Linked DNA regions of Mus musculus: region 2 is linked to region 1. The links are chromatin loops, found by intact Hi-C in ENCODE. Cell type or tissue: left cerebral cortex. All regions are shown on one strand. Links, peaks and the distances in the headings refer to the core of each region. The heading gives the core; the rest is flanking DNA.

Region 1 (5,497 bases), core at 143-5,142:
CTTTCTAGAAAAATGATGCCACTTGGCAGAATTCCAAAAAGAAATCTGAGCCCCACCCCCACCCCAAACATGCTCAGAATGGAGTCAGAGCCTGGTATCCTAAGGGGTTCTAGAAAGTTCTGGGAAGCTGCAGGTAGGTGAAGCTCCTGAGCTGGACAATTAGAAGTACAAAGAACATGGAGGGGAAGAGAGGTCAAAGGAGAAGAGGTCACACTGAAGGCTGTGTGCATGCTCTCCCAAGAGGAGGCCAGAGCCCTTGGAGTTTTCTGGTCAAATTCTGGTCAATTTGTCCATCCTCGGCTTCAAACTTCACAGCAGTCTTGCCCTTCTTCGAAGACCTAAGAATGTGCCCTGAATTTCCTAGCATATTCATGCTTTACATGACCAGCTCTTCAGTGATATGAATTCATTCTGCCCATGTCAACACAGTGATAACTTGCATAATGATAATGATACAGTTTAGTCTATCTGATGTCTTCAGAGAAGTCACCATACTCTTTAAGAATTTTGTCCAGACTAAGTCCTACTCAGATGTACTTGATGAAGAGAGTTTTCATTAGAAAACTGGGCAATTTAATAACAGACCAGCCACAGACAGCTGGATAATGCTATCTCATAAAGTGCAAGGCCAACATCTCAACCCCGTCTCCTTATTCCAAGGGCCATGTGACTGCCAGCTGCCCTCCTTAGAACAACACTCCAGACTCTCTCTTGTAACCTCGGCTGCTGCTGGAGAACTCACTGGCTAAGAAGCCTCAGTCCCCATCCTTCCCTATCCACACACACTTCCTCCCCTAAAAACTAAAGCACATACTCTCTAATGGCTCCAAGAGATTGTAAAAGGTTCACCCTTACCCATGCCCATGGGGGAGTCACACAAATGGTGCTCTCTTTGCTGACCAGCCAGAGCAAAGGTGATCACCAGGATAACTAAACTCAGTGTCTAGTTTGCATGATGGAGACACCATGCTGTGCAGGTGACTTCGGAAGAGGCATACCTAGGGGCACTCTATTCTTCTTGGTCCTTCTGGGATGGCTTTGAAAACAGGCCTGGCTACTTAATATTCCACAGCCAGAATAATTTGGTATCCTCTCTGCCCCCACAGCTCACATACAGTGTACCCCTGCAGGCCACATCCTTGACCACAATGGAGTGAACAGAGTCAGATCTGCAGAGTTTCAAGAGTCCATCAGACCCAACAGCAGCCTTCAGCCTTCCTTCCCCATTCCTAAAACAGTCATTTTGCCTGCTCACTTCAGACAAGCCGTGAAGAACCTTTGCTGCAACGGACCAACCACAGATAGCTGGATAATGAAGCTTCCCTCCCCTGCCTCCACTGCCCTGCCTATCCATGAAGTTCAATTTGGAATTCTGCTGGTCCTCCATCACCCGATGCTAGTCACAGGAGGCTTGGGTAAATTCATTAGAGGAGATACCTTCTCCACCAGCCTAAAGCTCATTGCTTTCGGATTCCATGGTTACAGGAATCCTTCCAAAACTACGCTACATCTAAAGACTCTGTGAAATGTAAATAAAACGAAGCAGCAGAAACAGAAGTCAATTAATCCTTGGGCCTGGGGTCTTTGAAGATCCAAAAAGTGCAGCTGGCATAGCTCTTCCTGATAAGACAGAGAAGGGGAAACACCACAGGCCCACACCTCTGCCTGCTGCCAACACGGGGGAAGGGGGTGAGTTATACTCTGTGCCCTATAAACAATTTAGCCGTGCTCTGTCCTGGTACTGTAGCTCCCCTTAAACAGACTCCCAGCATCTCTGAGCACAGACTGCACAAATGCAAGGAAGACAGACAGAGTGTACACTAGTCCTGCCCCTTGAAGACACAGCCATTTGTAGGCATTGGCCATGGCAAAACATACTAACGGCCGAAATACTAGCCAGCATCCAGGATAGAGGAGGTTGAGCAGAGCCACACCCACATATTTATATGCCTCCTATATGTGTTGTCACTCAAAAAGGGCAGCACTGAGAGACATGACTGAGACTAGATGGCTCATAAAGTATAAAATACTCACTTTCTGGGAAAAGCCTGCTAATATCTGCACAACATTAGTCTTTGGAGACAAGAAGGCTTTCAGAATACCCCCACCCAATAGCTAACAAGAGCTATCTTCTGGACCATGGCCCCTACCCATGTCTGGTAGCTGGGACTATCCTGGCAAACACACACATAACTGCACACTTCAGAGAGCTTCTGGCCTAGTCAAGGGACCTAGCACAACTTACCACCCACCTGGGTGGACAACCAAGCCAAAGGTGGGGTGCAGGCCAATCTCAAGTAGCTTATGCTAAGAGACCGGCTCCCAGTCATGTCTCTTCCCTCCCGCTCTCAGCCTCTGCCTACGTGTACTCGAGGAGAGTGTCCAATGTGCAGCTTGCACGAACAGGATGAGTAAGGCAGACTAAACAACAGCAGTGTCTCCTCAAACTGGAATTGAAAAATCTAAAGACTTAGAATTCCACCCGCAACTGGGGTGAACTCAAGAGTCTTGGCCGGGTTCCTTTCTCTAAGGCACAGCGCCCTCACATGGTGCCAAAGGGCAGCGCAGTCTTCCTGAAAAGTTGGCTCAGATGCCATGAGAGGAGGCTGAGCAGCCACTCTGGGAGGACTCTACATCAATGTTCTCCAGATTTCCAGCCTGGGCTCCTTCACAGATAGCTCCTCGCTGGAAACTTTACACCAAGAAGTATAAACTCTGACCTCTCCAGAAACTCACGAAACCGCAGCAAATGGGATTCAGATGTTTCTATGCACCGTACGGGGGTGTGACCTAGACTTGAAACACTTTGGCAAAAAAATGGGAGAAATGATGTGGGCCTCTGAGTCCCTCCCAGAACATGATACAGCGCTGACCCGAGTCCTACAGTGATCTGAGCCTTTCTCACTCCACTTAAGCCTCCTCGCCCACAGCCCACACCCTTTGTCCCCCCGTTCAACGATAACACCTACCAGACCCCACCACAATCTGCTTTGCCTTCTTTTGCCAAGACTACCAATGTCTCCCAGTTAAACAAAAGTAACCCATACCCTGAAATGAGACCTTTAAAGATTCCTGAAAATTAGGCTGCTCCTCAGAAATTACATCCACAGGTCCCCCAACCCTGACCCAGTACTAAGAAAGCAGAAGTATCGAGCAAAATCTCGGAGTCTTGGGCTTTCACGCTGTGCTCCTGGCTGTGTAGGTGGTGATAGAAAGCAAGTGAAGGGGTGGCTTCTCTGGCCCACTACCCCAGAGGTCTGCTGTGACAAATGTAGGGAAACAGCACAGACATTGTAAACTGAGTGATGCCAGGCTTTGGGGGGTGGGGAGGGCAAACCATCTGCCAGCCACGTGCTCTTCTTGGGGGCACCCTGGAGAAGCAGAGAAGAACTTGGCTGGGCACCAACGTAGCCAAGTGCTCAAGTGTGAGCACAAAGACAGCAAAACCACCCCAAACTTCTGTGCCTCTCCGTGCACTTGTCACAGGTGTCTCAACAAGGCGAGGCAAGGTCTTCGAGAAGAAAAAGAGTAAGAGCAGGGCTTTCCCCTGGGACAGGTGAGCACCGCACAGTTCTCACCGAGGGAGCATCCAGATAAATAAATACCTACTGCAGAGTAAGGCACTAGAGATACTGACAACAGTTCCTCTCTTGGTCTTACCTTTTCAGCTAGCAAAAATGAGACTAACCATGGCCTGCCTGGGGTCCCCTCCTAATGTAAGAAGGCTCAAGGGACAGAAGAGAAGTGCTTAGATACCCCATTCCTAGACAGGGAATGAACACTTTAGAGCTTCCCCATAACGTGCAGAAAACATACACACCTGTGCTGATGCTGTCAGAGTGGGAACGACAGGTTCATATTCTTTCCTCTAGGTGAGCTATAGCTAATTTCTCAATGCAACCCCACCTCGGCCAGGTTCAGGACACAACAGAAGCCAGGACAATAACAGGCCTTCCCCTGTGTTCTCTCTCCTAGGAAGGCACAGTCTGAAAGGGCCAAGTGAAGGAGATGGGAAGGTAGGTCTTCTCCCGCCCAGCCCTCCGCGGGACCACCCCAGGAGAAGTAACAGACTGGGCAAGGCAGACCCATAGGGGGCGCGGGCAATACCAGGCCGCCGGCGGCGCCGCAGGCGCTGAGGGAGACGAGGGAGCCCGGGTGGCCCAGGACTCGTCCGGAGTAGAAGCACAGCTCGGCAGGATGTCCGCTGCGCCCCGAGACACCCGCCTCCTCCACCTCGAAGCCTGGGGACAGGAAACGCAGGTCGCGATGCAGCTGCAGGTATAGGTCGCGCCCAAAGGCCGGCAGGTGCAGTAGCAGGGCGCGCTCTCCTTGCCCTGCTCGATGGCCACCTGGAGATGCTCGCGGTCGCCGCCACCGCCGGAGCCCCGCTGCTCCCGGCAGCAACTGCAGGTGCACGTCCTCGGGGCGCAGCCGCCTCGGGAGCACCACCTCCACGTCGGCCGCCGCGTCGCCGACAGCTGCGGGGAGAGAGGACACGCGTCAGCACCAGCCTGGCCACCAGGGCTGCCGGCCGCTCCGGCGCTGACTCGCAAGGCTCCGTGGGTATCGCGCAGCCGTGACCCCGCACTCCCTTCCCTCCCCGAGCCGGGCCTCTCCAAGCTGGCGAAGCCACTCGATCGCACCGGGGGTCAGCTCGCCATCCGCGTGCCGAGAGGGAACCAGAGACCAGTTCTCCGGCCGCGGCCTTCACTCTCCTCCTCAGGGGATGCTGTCAGCGGTCCACCTATGCACCCGGGCGCCGGGATGCTTCGGGAAGGCACCGGGAAGGTGGCCGCGAGAGCTAGGAACGCTACCTGTGCCCGGGTCCAGCCCCCACACCAGCAGCAGCAAGGACAGGACGAGAGGGGGCAGCAGGGTGCCGTCACACATGGTACTTGGGACCAGCAGCCCCCAAGACTGTAGTGATAGAGCAGGGACTCGCGAGGCGGCGAAGCCAACCGGAGTGCAGCCCTGCAGCCTTTGGAAAAAGTAATTAGCGCTGCGGACAAACCCAACATGGTAAATACTAAGCCCCACCTTCTCCTTGGAAAGTAGGCGGTGATTGGGCTTTTGCTTTTCTCTGCCCCGCCTTCCCTGTCCGTATTGGTTAGGGCCGGTCGAAACCAACGTGCGTAGTTAGGTTGTAAGCACTTTCTTACACGTGGTTTCTAGGCAGTAGGTAGGCTGTGACACCAGGTGGCAGGCGCGAGCCGGCTCAGCTGCAGCATCTTGGAGCAGCCAGGAGGACACCAGCCTGGTCTTCAGTTTGTTCACATTTGGGAGATCACCTTTGAGGCTTCCTAGGAAGATAGGCCAGACCAACCAGTTCAGTACAAGAAAAAGAAAATCTCTATGTATTGAAGTGACTCCTATTTTTGATTAGTTTGGGCTGGAAAGACGCAGCCCAGTGTTCCTAGCACACCTGAATTCATGCCTGACTTCTATATCTATGGTGTTTGTCCACACCCCGCAGGCTTCTTGCAGTCTATACTTTCAC
Region 2 (5,497 bases), core at 323-5,322, 220 kb before region 1:
ACGGAGGCCACAGTATCAATTAGAGCTCCTGTGGCAGGAAGGTAAGGGAGCCAGTAAAGATGACAGCTATCTTTTCCCACAGGTCTGGCTAGGGAAACGGGGTGAGAGATGGAGTGAAGTCACAGAAAGGAGGTGGAAGCTGACTGTCATTGTGGCTATGGTAGAGGACTCTGGAGCACTTATAGCCATTGGTGAGCAGGAACTAGTGAGATGAACAAAACTTCTCCATGTGCAACCCAGAGCCACGCCTGGGCCCCTGCTGGAACCCATGTGCCACACTCAGATGAGAGAATCTGGGTGGCAGTTTTCCCTTCTCCTCAGGAACTCCCATTCACTCTGCATTCACTCACCAGCCTCCCTTCCCAGCTCAAGGCGAGGGCTGGGAGTCAGAGGTCAGGGCCTTGGCCTTTCTTGCAAGGTGGCCATCTTGACTGCCTAGTATACTTGCTGTTTATCCTGATTCTTCATCTTCAAGGAGTGTCCCCCCATCTCCCAGTCTCCTGAGCTTCCCTCGAGAGTATATTTCCCCTCTAGTCATATGGGACTATGTCCAGTTCTGGGCTTTGGTTGCCTTTCACCTCAGAGAGAAGTGCCTTTCTTCCTAGGTGTTGTCCAAAGACGTAAACCTGATCTGTCACCACATGGAAAAGAGCCTCCGAGAGTGTTTCCTGCCACATCATTCGAGACTCCTAAATTCAGCAGGACCTGAAGTTGAAGCCCAAAAGCCCAGTGACTAAGGACTGGATTTATTGTCACTGAGTCTTTAGGAGGCCAGCTTGTAGAAACACTAGTCATGGCAAGGACAGGGCAGATGGAGGAAGAAAACTGCTCTTATGAGTTCCTCGGGGTCACCTGAGTTCTTCAGCAACAGGAGCTCCATAGCGCTGACATGCAACGGGCCTGGTGTACACTCCCAGGCTGCTTTTCCCATCCTGCTTTGCTCCAACAACCCCCTGCACAGGTGGCTCTCACTCATCAGTGTTGTGTGTACCTGCCTCTGGCCCCTTTTCTAAGATGCTTTGAGTGACTTATAAATTACGATCTCAAAATCACCCTGGCCCACACCCATAGGCCAACATCTGGGAGGTGAGGTCTGAGAAAGTACATCTAGAGAAGAGAAAAGCCAAGCTTAGGGTTGGGGGATCGTTACTATCGTCAGCTGCTCCATCCCAGGGGAGCCAGGGTAGAAGCGGCAGCTGTAGTGGTCAGGATGGCGGTGGAGGCCTGGCTGCTGAGCCCCTCTGCTCATCTGAGCAGGGTCCTCAGGATAGTAGTGCACACACACGCGCGCGCGTGTATGTATATATACATACATACATACATACATACATACATATATATATATATATATATATATGCCATGATTTCTCAGTTCAGGAAGAATTTGAAGCAAGAGCTTCCTGAGGTGTGGGCATGGCTTTTAACGTTTCTTACTTGGGTGGGAGTTACCTAGCAGGACACAAAATTTCTAAGTTTCCATATTCCATGTAGAAAATGAACAAGCAGAATTTAGCACTTGACATTCCTTTCCAAAGGGCGAGAGGTCAGTGTTGGGTCAGTGTTAGGACATCAAGGTCATTTCTGACAGTGAACAGGTAGCTTCCTGGTGGAGCCTAGTGATTCAGTGACTTCACGGGGTTGTCACTCTTGTCCCCTTAGGTTGACTTGACTCCTGACTTCTGGGAGTGGGTCCAAGCAGGGTTTGTGGTAGCTCCTCTGTGAGGGAGTGTGTCCTGAGGCCGATGTATGTGACATGCCCATATTCTTAATGAAGCTGCTGTCCGCTCAGCTCTCAGGCATCCAACCCTCTTAGTCTGTAAGCATGTCAAGACCAACCAGTCTGCAGGTAACACTAGGATTTGGGGACTCAGAGAAGACTCAGCAACATCATCCAAAGGATCCCACATACTTTGATTTACAGGCAAGTAACAGTTCGAAGCAGAGAGGACGGGATTCTGCCAGTGGTTTGAGTCCTTCTGCAGGGTCTAATGTGCTGGTTTGTGGAGGAGATTTCTCAAGCTGCGTCTGCCTGCGCCAGAGGCTGCATGTTTTAAACCAGGATCCAGAGGGGTGGGGGTTGGAGGGGAAAGCATGCTTTGTGGATTTTACTTACATGCTTTCAATAGTTGAATAGTTGGGACTGACTTTTTTGCAGGGTACCACAGGAACAAAGAATTTGATCACTGTGACAGGACAAGATCTCTGCATAGCCCACAGCATAATGCCACATGCTGAACAGCCAACCATTCTCAGCTCGGGCCCTTTTCTAGGTGGATGTTTGCCCACCATTTTGGGACTTATAGGTACTCTCGGAGAAGATAGCAAGTGGGTGTTCCACAGAGCAAGAAGGGGCACTCCTTGTCAGCAGTGGCCGTGCAAGGGCAGGCTCTCCCTCCCTGCCTACTTGTTCTCTGCTGGCTCAGAGGGGCGCAGAAAGCCAGAGGGTTCATTTCGGTTCTTCCCCATCAGGAGTCAACTGGAAGACTTGACCCACAGTCAACCCACTTCTATTCCTGGCACTGTGTCAGATTCTTTTTTCTTTCTTTTTTTTTAATTTTTTTTTTTTTTTATTTCCACTAGGAGTTCAGCCAGCTCTGTTCTTAGCCATGGATACAAACTGGAGGCATTTCCTGTTCCAGGTGGTTTTGAGCAGAAAGCCAGCCAGCGTGGGCTGAAGGTAGGCGGGGGTGAAATTCTTCAGGAACTGCTCCCAGCGAATGTGAGAGTAATTCAGAATGAAACTGGGTTGACTTTCCAAGCACCCAGCCCTGAGTGGAAACACGGCCTGCTGGAGCTGACTCTAGAAACATAGCCAGGGAGCGTGGACCACCTTCAGGCTTGCTCCTGTCTGTGTGCCAGGGCTGGAATGACTGGGTTATGAATTTGGGGTAAGATAAGGGGACCAAAGCTGGTTCCAAGCTCCCACGGAGGCATGGCACTGCTCCTGGGGAGCTAAGTCATTCAGGCATTTAAGCCAATCCTCTTGGGATACAGACTGGCAGTCACACACAATGAAATGTCATCTCCATCAGTCGACCGATGGTCCTGATTAGACTCCACTGGAGATTCTGAGAGGCTCCAGACTGAAATGGATTCAGGTGGAGTGCAGAGCTGGGCATGAAAGGAAGCCCCCCTGGGGCTTTTGCTTGCTATCTGCAAATCCAGCAGAGTGATGCTCTGTGGCGGACTGGGGTGTTCAGGTCTCTAAAGCGCTGCACTGCCCAGTGACTGGGAACCACAAATGTGGATGTTACTACTTCCCTTTGTACATGGGGCCTCTAGGCCTCCACGGTAGAGCTGTCAGGGCCAACTGTGACAGCAAGCCATCATGTGGGTCTCATTGACGAGTTCCTTTATATCCTAGGATTTGTTAACTCTGGCTCCATCCTCTGCCATGCTTACACTCCGCAGAAGAGCAGAAATGGAGGTGGCTTCATTACTTCTCCCAGACTCATGGAGATGGGTCAGGGAAGATGGCTGTTGGGGCATCTTGGGAATCCAAGGATGGACTTTGCTGCTTTATGGAAGAACTGGCATGGTGCACTTAGAGCTTGGTGAGCTCTTAGACTACTGGGCTCATCATTTTGTGAGGTGATGGTGAAAGCTGACTTTGATCTCTTGTGGAGTCTCAATGCTGTGCCCTTGGGAAAGAAACATGCTTCCCCGGCAGAAGGATTCATTCTCAGAGCATCAGCCAGGGAAGGTAAATTTGCAGGTGACACTAAGAGACAAGACTAATGATGTCAACACTGCAGACGTTGACTCATTTTCTCATGTAAGTGGAAAGGGGCAGGATCTCTGGGAATTTAGCAGAGGACTGCCACTCTGAGAAAGTTGCCCCAAGCAGTATAAGGCTTGTTTTAGGCAGCATTCATAAACACTGTTCTATGTGGTGGTCCAGCTTGGTAGGCTGGGCTGGGACACCCTTGCCTCTTTCAGGGACAGATGGGCAGTATACCTGGGAATGTCTTCTCCATGGAAAGGACAGCACTGCTACCGAAGGCTCTATAATAGCACCATCGTCATCATCTTAGGCTCTATGTAATGGTGCTGTGGTCTTGATTAACATGCACCTGCTAGAGATGAGTTTTGTGCCTGTTTCAGCAGAGCTAAGTCAAGCTGTGACCATTTCTAAGAATGGCATGGATACTTTTGTGTAACCTAAAATGGTAGGAACATGGTCAAAGACACAATTTCTTTTTTTCTGTCAGTGTTGAAAGTTCAAATAAAAAGGTTTCGTGGGTGATTCTGGTTCACCCTGAACACTTGGCAATTATGCCTCTCCCCCACTCCCTGGACACCTCATGACAGAGGCTGAGATAGGGGCCCCTGAAGAGATCAGCCATGTCTAGCTTAACCTGAACAAGGACCATGGGATTCTGGCTTACCAAAGGATATGGGTAACAACATCTCTGTCCCACTGAACCAAGAAAAGAGCAGCCCTTGAAACTGAAATGAGTGTTCTCCTCCTGAAGCCTGCGGAAACAATACTCAGGAGTTCAGTGCAGTGCTCCTACTTCCTGATGCTCAAGGACCAGGCTGATCTTTGCTGGGTGGTTAACAGCAAGACTGGAATCATTCACTCAGAGGACCTCCTTTAGCTAGGAGGAGTTTCAGTGAATATGTCCCTCTACAGAGGGCAAAGAGCACCAGTCAGGATCCAATTCAACCCTTTAGAGCTATGTAAGTGTTTGTGCTTGAAGTCAGCTCGCCAGTCACTATGAAGTTAGGTCCCCAGGGCTTGGCTAGGGCCAGTGCTGTTCTGTGTCCCACTCAGCTTAGGACCACTGTTCTCTCTGCAGCAAGAAACATGTCCAGCGCCCTTGGCAGCCTGCAGGGGCTCACTGAAGGGTGGCCTATGGGTCTCTGCTGCCTGGGATAACTGCCTGGGTTCTGCAGGAGGGACACATCCCCAGTGTCTCATGGATTTGTCCACATTTTTATTTTCCATCCTGTCCAAAAGTGATGATTCTAACTGGATTCTCCCCCATAACATAGCTTGGATCTTCCTGTGAAAAGTGCTGTCTGGTCCATTTTGGGTACATATGATTTTCTAATGAACGTGCAGTTATAACACCAGGGTTATACCTGGGAGACGGTATATAGGGAGTACAGGTATACACACACACACACACACACACACACACACACACATATATATATATATACACATACACATATATATATATATATATATGCACTCCATATATATATGTATGTATATGTATGTGTATGTATACACACACACACACACACACACACACACATATATAAAACTGGAAGAAAGATTTAATGTCGGAGCCACAAGCCTCCGTAAGTCGTAAGAATCAACTCAGAGGGCAGAACTTTGATTGAATGAGTTTTGTTTTACCCAGGAAGCTGTGAGCAGGTTTGTCTTCCACCACACGGATCCGCCGAGCTCCAACCGGAATGACAACCGCTTCGATATAACCTGTGGTGACATATGACATACAGATGAAGCACACCGCCGTCTGGG

What was found. Hi-C counts contacts between places; a loop is a spot of excess contacts. Peaks named below come from ENCODE experiments on the same cell type or tissue, not always from the same donor. Only the 100,000 strongest peaks of a DNase experiment are listed, where the experiment ranks them.
Region 2: it touches region 1 in a loop (5-fold over the local background); 7 of 42 quality-filtered maps call a loop at or near these places.

Annotation. Positions count from the first base shown.
Region 1 is chr7:66,839,229-66,844,725 of GRCm38, reverse strand. It overlaps Adamts17 (a disintegrin-like and metallopeptidase (reprolysin type) with thrombospondin type 1 motif, 17), which reads right to left and starts at 4,991. Exons shown (of 23, transcript NM_001033877.4): 1 at 4,815-4,991; 2 at 4,108-4,478. The coding sequence starts at 4,890. It overlaps Gm33627 (a long non-coding RNA gene), which reads left to right and starts at 4,935. Exons shown (of 4, transcript XR_391554.2): 1 at 4,935-5,019. In left cerebral cortex, for the core only: CTCF peaks have their summits at 2,558 and 4,084; DNase peaks (open chromatin) are centred at 3,330, 4,074, 4,485, 5,122 and 2 more places; H3K4me3 peaks cover 2,646 bases; H3K27ac peaks cover 2,194 bases.
Region 2 is chr7:67,062,021-67,067,517 of GRCm38, reverse strand. Adamts17 (a disintegrin-like and metallopeptidase (reprolysin type) with thrombospondin type 1 motif, 17) reads right to left here. Exons shown (of 23, transcript NM_001033877.4): 16 at 5,372-5,452. Among named protein-coding and RNA genes, the nearest start is that of 1700112J16Rik, 160 kb to the left of the region's middle. In left cerebral cortex, for the core only: no CTCF peak of the experiment used is centred there; DNase peaks (open chromatin) are centred at 1,793, 2,058 and 2,697; H3K27ac peaks cover 681 bases.